2 separate regions of the Homo sapiens genome follow, and region 1 is linked to region 2. Evidence: chromatin loops called from intact Hi-C (ENCODE). Cell type or tissue: PC-3. All regions are shown on one strand. Links, peaks and the distances in the headings refer to the core of each region. The heading gives the core; the rest is flanking DNA.

What was found. A loop is a pair of places that touch in the nucleus more often than their neighbours do. Peaks named below come from ENCODE experiments on the same cell type or tissue, not always from the same donor. Only the 100,000 strongest peaks of a DNase experiment are listed, where the experiment ranks them.
Region 1: it touches region 2 in a loop (9-fold over the local background); 3 of 110 quality-filtered maps call a loop at or near these places.

Annotation. Positions count from the first base shown.
Region 1 is chr9:18,821,094-18,826,477 of GRCh38, reverse strand. ADAMTSL1 (ADAMTS like 1) reads right to left here. Exons shown (of 29, transcript NM_001040272.6): 22 at 15-194. Among named protein-coding and RNA genes, the nearest start is that of SAXO1, 210 kb to the left of the region's middle. In PC-3, for the core only: a CTCF peak has its summit at 2,203; DNase peaks (open chromatin) are centred at 2,207 and 4,487; H3K27ac peaks cover 560 bases.
Region 2 is chr9:18,394,131-18,399,514 of GRCh38, reverse strand. It overlaps a transcript of ADAMTSL1 not described here. Among named protein-coding and RNA genes, the nearest start is that of ADAMTSL1, 77 kb to the left of the region's middle. In PC-3, for the core only: a CTCF peak has its summit at 3,230 (motif pointing right); no DNase peak of the experiment used is centred there; H3K4me3 peaks cover 154 bases; H3K27ac peaks cover 1,266 bases.

The DNA.
Region 1 (5,384 bases), core at 323-5,322, 430 kb before region 2:
TTTGAAGTGTTTACCTAGGATCAGCAGCTGGGTGCTCTCAGTCAGCTCTCCATGAAGATTGGCCGCCCTGCAGGAGTACAGGCCCTGATCCGAGGAGGACACGTTTGTGAGCAGCAAGGAGCCTTCGTGCAGATGGTGCGGGGAGCCCAGTTTGCTTTTATTCCTGAACCAAGTGACTTCAGCTTCAGGCACTCCTAGGAAGAAAAAAAAAAAACAAAAAACCCCACTCATCAGTCAAACACATTCAGGTGAGCCCAGAGGCATTTATAGCTTCTTGAATCCCCCTTCCCTGGGGCTGCTCTACAGGGACATCTTCTACCAGGCTTTGGCCAGATTAAATAATGTCCAGAGCCTGGTAGGATAAGGATATAGACTTCAGGGTGACCAAAGAATCAGAATAAATGTTGATACAAGATAAACATCTCAGTTGTCTCCAGATCTTTTGCCTTTTAAACTTACAGTGATGAGACAGGAAGAGGGAGGCCAGTACAAAGAGGAGGAAACAGGAAGCTGGCAGGGGGGGCTTGCCAAGGTGGAAGGAGAGTACCCAAATTCTTTGGAGAAAATGTATTTGAAAAACATGAGAACCAAATGTATACACCAGTGAAAATGAAACTACATGAAATAAACATAATGTTGAGTAAGAGATGGCAGACACAAGAGTACATACTGTATAATTTCCTTTCCGTAAGTAAAAAAAAAAAAACCTGGTAACATTAATCTATGCTGTTAGTAGTCAGTGGAATGAATGGGGAGGGGTTGTGACTGAGAAATGGGACAAGTGGCTTGGCCACTGGCGATGCTCTGTGTCTTGACCGGGGGCTGGTCTGGTGGGGAGTGTTCACTTGGTACCTTTATGATACATGTACTTTTCTGTATAGATATATTTTAATAAAAAGTGCAAAGCTATACAACGTTAAAATATATGTATGAACTAGACAAATGGAAGCTGCTAGATTGCTACTGGAGTTGACACTCTTATGTAGAAAACTTGCTTGTATTTTTGGAAGCCTGCATATCTTCTCAGAGCAAGAGAACATGAAATGGTAGTATCAGTAGAACCACAGGAAAAGGACAAAAGGAAAGTGCTCAACTCTTTCCACAATCCAAGTTTATTTTCTGTGAGAGAGATGGGATGGGGAGATCATCTGCTGACCTGGGATGGGCTCTCTCTTTGGAAGCCAGGCTCTGTGCTCTAGGGACCCCATGAATTCCTCAGGAAGTTTCCTTGTGGTTGACATGCTGGAAAACAGGCCCTGAGAGTTTAGGATGAGCCTTCCTAGATGCTGTTTTAGGAGGATCCTATAGGAGGCTGGGCTCTGAGTATGTTGAGAGACTGAAGATATGTGGCACGGATTCACAGGTCTCTAGGGAGCAGAAAGCACCCTCCCCTACACAACTCAGCCTGCTGACCCAGCTCACACAGTTTATTTATAGAACTCACTGGCATGTATCCAGGGCATGCTTAAAGTGTAAAGTCCTGGCCGGGCGTGATGGCTCATGCCTGTAATCCCAGCACTTTGGGAGGCCGAGGCAGACAGATCACAAGGTCAGGAGTTTGAGACCAGTCTGACCAACATGGTGAAACCCTGTCTCTACTAAAAATACAAAAATTAGCCAGGCATGGTGGTGGGCACCTGTAATCCCAGCTACTCAGGAGGCTGAGGCAGGAGAATCACTTGAACTTGGGAGGCAGAGGTTGCAGTGAGCCGAGATCACCTCACTGCACTCCAGCCTGGGTGACAGAGCAAGACTCTGTCTCAAAAAAAAAAAAAAAAAAAAAAAAAGGGTCAAGTCCCGGGAAATGGGGTCAAAGCCAAGAATGGCCAAGGAGCCAGACCTTTAGTCTAGTGGTCTAGTGTTTTCCCTGAGCTGGGGCTGGTTTTTGCCTTTGGGGCAAGGGCAGTTTGCCCTTAATGGCTAGCCTTCTGTTGAGAATGCAGAGTGTCTTCAAAGAGTTGCCTGTGTATCTGTTACGTGTCCTTGAAATTGGCTAGAGAAAGAGAGGCAGGGCTACCGAAAGTGGGTGGAGACTTGGATACCACAGCCTTGTCACATCAGAGAGAGGCACACGCTAATCTGGCTCTAACAGTAGGATACTTTATGCTCAAGTGTGTAAGAGGGGCCAGGTTGGCATCATCTCTAAAGATACCTGGAGAAAAGACACAGGTGAGGGGTGGAACAGCTGATTTTTCATTGCAGCACCACTAGGGAGAGCAAGAGCATCATGATGCCTGTCCATGCCAGCTTGGACTTTGGACCCTGAGCTTAGTTTTTTTCCCATTTAAAAAAAAAAATCCACGGCATTTAGGAGACAGCCTCAGAAGTAAATTGAAGAAATGCACTCTTAGCTATTTTTCTCCTGAAAGAACAAGGAAAAATGAGTTCCTGCAAACCCTTTTCCTCTTTTCCTTCCCCTTCCTTCCTTCCTTCCTTCCTTCGTTCCTTCCTTCCTTCTTTCCTTCCTTCCTTCCTTTTCTTTCTTATTGAGATGGAGTCTTGCTCTGTCACCTAGGCTGGAGTGCAGTGGCATGATCTCGGCTCACTGCAGCCTCTGCCTCCTGGGTTCCAGCGATTCTCCTGTCTCAGCCTCCCAAGTTAGCTGGAATTACAGGCGTGCACCACCACGCCCAGCTAATTGTTGTATTTTTAGTGGAGACAGGGTTTCGCCATGTTGGCCAGGCTGGCGTTGAACTCCTGACCTCAGATGATCCACCTGCCTTGGCCTTCCAAAGTGTTGGGATTACAGGCACGAGCCACCATGCCGGCCCTGCAAACCATTTTCTACCATTATTCATCCTCTTTCCCTCACATTGCTCACATGCAGCACTTACTGCCTGCATCTTCCTTTGAGGAGGGCTGTGGGCAGCAAACACAAAGACTCAGGGGGAGAGAAAATGAGAGTGAGAGTGACAGAGGGGAGAAGGGAGGGTGGAACAGAGGGAGAAGGGAGAGAACCCAGGGATGGAAGCAGACCTGGGAGCTATTTCTCACTCCCCCAGGAATGGCTTGCAAGCTTCTTCCATTCCCTTGATGTCTGTCTATCTCATGCCGTTCTAAAATTGTGCTTGTTTGAGAGGACAGGACTGGATATAAACCAAAAGGGCTGAATTCCTCTGGTGACAGCAGGGGACTTCATGGGAGAAATGGAAACGTTCAGAATAGCAGGGTGGAGGAAGAAACCTCCAGTTTCTGTAAACCTGGAACCATGGACCTGACAGCAGTCCCAAGGGAAGAGAAATTAAGTGGGAATCATTCTTTAATCTACTGGCAAACCTCTCTCAGATTCATTCAAGCACAGATCTGCATTATGAGTTTGCCGATGTAGGTATTGTTACTGGTGCCACATTTTGAGGACTTCCTGCCTGGAACTGTGGGCCTTAGGTGGAGAATGATATTACTAAGACACCTTGGAGTGACAGCCAGTCCTTCCATAACTGGCTCTGACATTACGCATGTAGAATGAGGAAATAGAAAACAATAATTGAGGTGTTATAAAGTTTTTTTTTCTTTTTCTCTCAGGAGATGACAACGACGCTTTAAAAAACGTCACCAGCCCTTGAATGTTCCACAGAGTCCCTTGAAAAGGTAGTGATACACATGCCTAATACTGATGTTCAGAATACCTCAACATCGGAGTGTACTGAGACATGCAAACGTATCCTGAGTGTGTTAAACGGAGAAATAACATTGAACATTTGCTATAAGTCAAACATTTTATAAACACAATCACTTATTTTTAACAATGATCCTGTGAAGCAGGTACTATTTAATAACTCCATTTTATGAGAAAAAGGGTCTCATAGAGATTAAGAAATCTGCCTAAGGTCACATTTGTTTGGATGCCTGAACGATTACATCATTACATCAGAAAAGAGTTTCTGTTCCCCCCAGTTCCCTACCCTACAGCCAATCAGTAACCCACCAGTGCCAGGGTGGGGATTCAAACTGAGATACCTTTAATGCCAACAGTCCCCATCTTAACAAGTGTACACCGCCTGCCATTATACTAGCCTGACTCTTGAGAGAAAATCTGAACTGCTGCTTTACTATTTCTGAACTGTCAAAGGCTTAATTCCTTTCTACTTTCAGAATTAATGTTTCTGCTGTGGTTGTAAAACCAAGGTGTTGTCAGGAGAGAGGTTCCAGAATCCATGTGTTCTGGCTTTTTAGCTCTTTCTTGTTGAGAAGCTTGGTCAGGTTGCGGGAGATGATCTTTTCTAGCCTGCTGTAGTGTGACAGCAAATGCCACAAAAACAAACACCTGAAAATGACAGAAAATATGCTCTACCACAGAACAAAATCCAAAAGCTATGTTGTTGTGGACCAGCTACTTGGATAGGCTCCACATGCTAACCTCCCTGGTATTATTTGTATCTTAAAACAGCGAAGGAAAAGAACCCACGTTTGCATTTTCCCCTGTGGTGTATCTTTTCAACAGCCCCATGCTCTCCCTGCTGCTTGAAAGGATCAGTAAAAGAGCTTAGTCATACTGGGTGGTAACTTGATATGATTACAAGGTCCAGTGCCTTTGATGTCCATGGAGCTGCCAGGTAGGGTGATGCTAAAATATTCTTTTTTAAAAAGTCCCAGACAGGGTATTCTTGTTAACTGGATCCCTTATTACATTTGGAAGGCTGCCTGCACCATGGCGGTGTGTCAACATCTCAAGGTGGGGTTTCCACTCAAAGGTGCACCTTTACATGGGAAATTCTAGAAGCTTCCTAGGAGGTGTGGAGGTAGGGTGGCTTAGGGAAAGAAAAGAGAAAGGATACAGTAACTCAACTGTCAGTCTTGTCAATTATTCTAAAAAACCAAGGCAGTCTGGAAAGAAGGTTTCCAGCCTTCCACGTTTCTCCATACTGACTGTGGCAGACAACGATAGCTGTTCACAAAACCAGTTTCCCTCTTTTTCCTGAGTACCCAGTGAGCCTACCTTCCCCAGCATCCTTTGTAGTTGTGCGTGGCCATGTGACTAAAGGATTGTGAAAAGTCTTAATGTATGCTCCTTCCAGGCGTGGCCCTTAAAAGCCTTCTCAACCATCCTCCGTATTCTGTTTTCCCCTCTCCTGGTTGATAGGATAGAGGTAACCCCTATGGAGACCTTGGAAGGCATGTGTTCCAGATGTCAGACCCACCAGCATCCTGTGACCCTGCATGACACTGTGGGGGCAGATCCTCTCCAGATGACCAGGTGTACTCTTTGGGCTCTTAGATAAGCAAAAATAAACCTTCTATTGTATTTGAGCCATTATACATTTGGGGGTCTACTTGATACCAGAGTCTAATCTATCCTAATACACCACCCATCACTGACTCTTGAACTATTTCTGCATCCTTAGTCCTGCTGATTTTATCTCCTAAGTAAGTCCTTCAAATACTTC
Region 2 (5,384 bases), core at 241-5,240:
TAAAAATCAGCCAGAAATGGTGACACGCGTCTGTAATCCCAGCTACTTGGGAGGCTGAGAGTCAAGAGAATCGCTTGAACCCGGGAGGCGGAGGTTGCAGTGAGCCGAGATCATGCTACTGCACTCCAGTCTGGGTGACAGAGCAAGACTTTGTCTCAAAAAAGAAAAAAAGAAAATAATAATTTTATATATATATATATATATATATATATATATATATATATATATATATATGTAAAGCAGACAGAGGAACTAAAGAAATTTATCAGCTCCTTCAATCCTTAAGTTTGTGAATTATCTCTGGGCAAAGAAAAGACTGTTCTGCTTTCTTCAACCCTTGATTTACAAATGCTTCTGACACTTGGCAGTGAACAGATGTGGCTCCACCCACAAGCTCGTAGGCTCCCCAAGAGCTAAAAATGTACTGGATTCATCTCTGTAACCCCAGGAGAGAACATCTAACTAGCACATAAGTGGCTCTGTGGTATGTGTTTGTTGAACTGAATTTCCCTACCCTTACACTTCAACATACTATCTTAAGATTCCAGCCCCTGGGATGGCTATAATTGTATTGGTTTACATTGTACCATCTACATTATCATCTGAATTTCACTCTTTGACATCTAACACAATGCCTCACATATAATAGAAACTCATTAAACATTTGTTAAATGAATAAATGAATGAACTTTTTATTGATGGAGGGAATTTGATTTCCTTACTCCTACTGTATATCAGATTAGATCACTCACCTATAAAACCCTTCAGTGACCTCCTATTAAAACAGCCTATAAGATCCTACCAGATCTGCCTCTCTAATCATTGCTAATAGAGTGAAAATGAATAAATGGGATCTAGACAGCACCTTAAATTATGTAAAGCAAAATTAGAATAAATTTTTTGTGAAAGACATGGTTTCAAGGGAAAATAATTGTAAAAAGTTGACTGTGAAAAGTTAAATCTCCTTATCCCAGGGCCTTTCAAGGCATTTAAAATTCAAATGGGTATTGTGACTTTTTAAGAAAGGGAACAGAGTGGATAGAATTTTCCAAATTTAATTAATATTAATAACTGCACTAATGATCCAGAGTGAAAAACTCTGATCTAGACTAAAGTAGAAGAAAATTTGCATATAGCTGTATCTGATGAACACACAGTGTTCAGGTCATTCTTAAACAAAAACATTTTAAGTTATTTTACTCAATATGACCTCATACTTCTATTTTATCATAATGACACAATGGGAGGACCTATGGGTCAGTAGCAGAGTAATTCAACCGCACATATGTTACATGAAGCATCAGGGTATTCACTGGGAGTCTACCATTCAATGTGAATGAGAAGGCTGATTCTATTTAATTTGAGAAATTTAGTAAGATGATAGTCTATTGTGGCTCTGATGGAAAGAGAGTGTTGAAAACCAATACTATAAAGCCAGCTGTTAGATTGAATGTACTTTCAGTGTCATTTTACATCTGACAATTACATCTTGATGTACACTGCCCTGAGCAAGACAATACTGTACTGCTCCTGGGGTCTTTAAAACGTACACACCTCATTATGGGCATTAGCCTCTAAAATATTCCATCTTTATGGAGGCTGGGAGAAAACATCAAGTTGAATCCAGAGAGGCTTATTCAGTGATAAATGACCTTAAGACATCTGGAAATCCAGTTTGGAGTAGGACAATGAGGTATAGATGCTTACCCAAACCTTTAGAAGTTAAGAAAAATATAGACAAACACTAACTTTTGAACAATTTAAATTAGTGTGTTTCATTGATTTAAAAATAAACCTTTTTCAATGTATTTCATCATCTCTGAAATTGTGGTATGTCCTATAATCCAATGGTGATTTACAATCACTTTCATGAATTCAGACTGAAAACATGTACTTGTATTGGGTTTTGGTTCAAATAATCAGGGGAGAAGTTTTTCTTTCCTCCACCAGTACCGATGTTGAGAAATACATTTTCTTGCTGTCTCTTTTCACACGGTGGTTTTGTTTGTTCATTTATTTACTCACATAATAATGATGTAGCCCTCTTAATTGCAAGTCTATTATTAGATTTTTCATCTTGAGCTTTTTTTCTTTTTTGGAGTGCATGTAACAGCATCTTTAATCATGGATTCAATGGTATCATAGACTCAAGAAATACAGTACTTTTAAAGCTCAGAGAATGTGTTCCTTTCTCTTCTTGAAAAGAATTATACCACGAGGCAGGATTTCCTTCTGGGATGATAATATCATATGGGAAAGGAAGCAAGGCACTCTCAACTCATTCTAAGTTCATAACTCCATAGACTATTAGAAAATCATTTCAAGAATACCACCTGTGGATAAGGGTAAAAGAGTGGGGGAAAAAGGGGAAACAAAAATCGGATAAGAAATCTAAACAAACCTAAACTTAGTGATAATGTCTAATTTATGCATAGGGGTTAAAAAATAGTAGATCCCAGGATCACTGTGAATAGCACGGCACAGAGAATAAAAATCATCATCAGGGATTCTGTTAGAAAATACAAGAGCCAGATCAATGTTACGATATAAAGAGGCATAGTGCATATAGAACCAAGGCATACATTTCTTAGGACCCCTATTTAGGAATGTACTAAGGTTTTGTTTCTTGCTTTTGTTTTTAAACAAAAAGAGACAGGGTCTTGTTCTGTTGCCCAGGCTGAAGTGCAGTGGCATGATCATAAAAATGTGCTGAGTTTTTATGCTTGTAATTTAAAAGTGACTAAGTGAACTAATAGAGTTTAAAAATGTGAGTGGTTAAACCTTGAGAGTTGAGATCACCATGGCAAAGCAAGGACATAGTTTTGTGCAAGGGATCCCAGTTTTTAAGCTGATAAAGGCTGGTACTCTATTTGCACAGGACATTATTAACATAAAAATAATATTATAAAAATATTTATTAAAATTTAATATTTATTAATGTAAAATTTAATTAATATTAATTTTAATTATATTACTTGATATAAATTAATATAATTAATATATAATTTCACTCATTAAAGTTTAATATTTGTTAATATAAAATTTAATTAATATTAAATTATTATTTATTAGAATAGTAATGAATATTTATTTTTAGGTTAAAATAATATTAACATAAAAACTGCAGCACAAGAGACTTAGATTTTATGGATTAATAGCAAACTTCCTCTGAACTAAGTCACAATCTAATTTTTATATTGAATAAGTCCAGGAGGGGGCACCCTGACATTCCAGCTTTCAGTCAACCTTCTGACTACTTCCATATTGAGCTAAATCTCCACAGCCATGGCCACCAACTGTCTTATCATCAACTGGGACTGTGCAAAGGCAGGAGCACCTAAGAGGCAGGCCAACAGTTTAATGAAAAGGACCAGAGTGCTCTAAGGTTGGATAAAGTATGGGGTCACTGACTGCCTTGTGGGTTACAGTAGATAACCTATGCAAATTCTCTTCAGAGGCAAGAGCTAGCCCCAAGAACTCTCAGCATCAATGGTCTACTTCAAATGTTGATTAGCATCAAAGGTTTCCTTCCACAGAAAGGCCAGACTAAAAGGGAGTAAGTAATTTCAGAAACATCTGGAAAGCAGAAGACAACATATAGGGGTCTTGTACTTCCTCTTTGATGTATATATTACCCATGCAGAAAAATGACATATTTGTAAATTTTAGTTCAGCCTCTAGGATGGTGCTCATCCAGCAGACATCTGTGTCACAGACCAAAGAAACTAAAATGTGTCCAACTTAAACCAGGCTGAATCAAGACTAGTTAAACTACACTTTTCATCACCAGTCAGTTTCAAATACACAGGCTCAGAGGTCTTTGACCACTTGCAGTTGAGAAGGATGATAGACCTGTACAGTTCAGGATATAATTTGGTCTAGGGATGCTTCAGAAGCTCCAGAACAGATTCTATACTGACTCTCCAACCATTCATTCATTGAATTTTGCCAGATAAATACCCTATCAGAAAATGGGTCTGTTTCCATTATGTCATACAAAGTGCAAATCCTCAAGGCTTTCCTTTGGAGAAGAATAGGTAGAGTCTACCAGTCCTGTCTCTAAATGATCCCATTTATCAATGGATGAGATTTCTGAATAAAGCATGTGCATTTATTTTATGCTGAATGCTGCAAACTTTAGATCGACATCTTGCCAGCAAAAACCAATACCCACATTTTTCATTTCTTTATCTCTGGTGGAAAAAAGCAGGATTTAAAGCAACTGCTGGTCAAACACATGATTCTTTTTTAAAAACCAGAGTAAATTCAGACTGGCTTCCTGGAGAACTGTTTTGAAAGGCAGTTTACAGATCTTACTGTTGCTTTTCCATGACATAATGCTGGAGATCCGACATAATACTCAAACACCTGGCAACAGCCTAAGGACAAGGGGGAGCAGGAGTGAAGGGAGAACAAGAGGAAACTCTGACAGATCTGTCCTGAAAAATGCACTATTTACCAAGTTGGGACATCAAATCTCAGACAAAAAGGTAAAGAGAATTGCTTAAACCAAGGTTTCCAAGAATCTTTGACAAATGCTGACTCTCTTAACACTTTATGAAACAACCAAAGTCAACAGACACATCTCCACAGCCTTTCCATTTGCAGACTTTTTTCCCACAGCCCTATTTAGAACTTAACATAATGGGAAGTTTTCTCTTGGCAAAAAAGCTGATTAAGTGTTCCATTTAATAGCATAATGCAAAAAAATGCTTTCCTTTTTTCAGACCTGCTGTTCTCATACTGTCTCATGTTGTCTAAAGTGGAGAGTTGGTAACTATTTTCGGGGTTGGTGTGCCTTTATGATGAATGTCATCTTAAAATACAGAACAAATAATGAAACCCATGTTGAATTTATAATCAACTTTCTTTTATCTACACTCAAGGTTATTATTTTAACCTGTTGTCTTTGCAGTTTGGGAATACAAGAATGAGCTTTTTGTGATAAGTTGAAAGCACAATAATTTATAACAAGCTTCTTTCTCTTATTCTCCTATTCTCTCTCCATTTCTGTCTCTCTCTCTTGCAGAATGGGTCTATTCATTTATATTTCTATCCTTTTTGATTTGGTCTTACATTTACAATGTCAGGAATATCATATCCATTCAACAAATAACATCTGACAAACAAAAATGGATCTCCTGGGGCATAGGACCAAAAAGCAGTGCTGTGGACAGATTCTGTTATTGGAATTAGGCATCTAACCTCCTTTTAAAGCATATGGCCTTTAAAAACTTTTCACTATTTTTAACAATCAACTTGAGGATTTAAAACAATGCAATCCCCCGCTAATTTTTATTGGTCAATGGCCTATTCAATTGTTTCTCAGCTTCTCCTTTAAAAAAAAATCCTTGTTCTAGTTGTACTTTTAAAGTTAAAGCAAC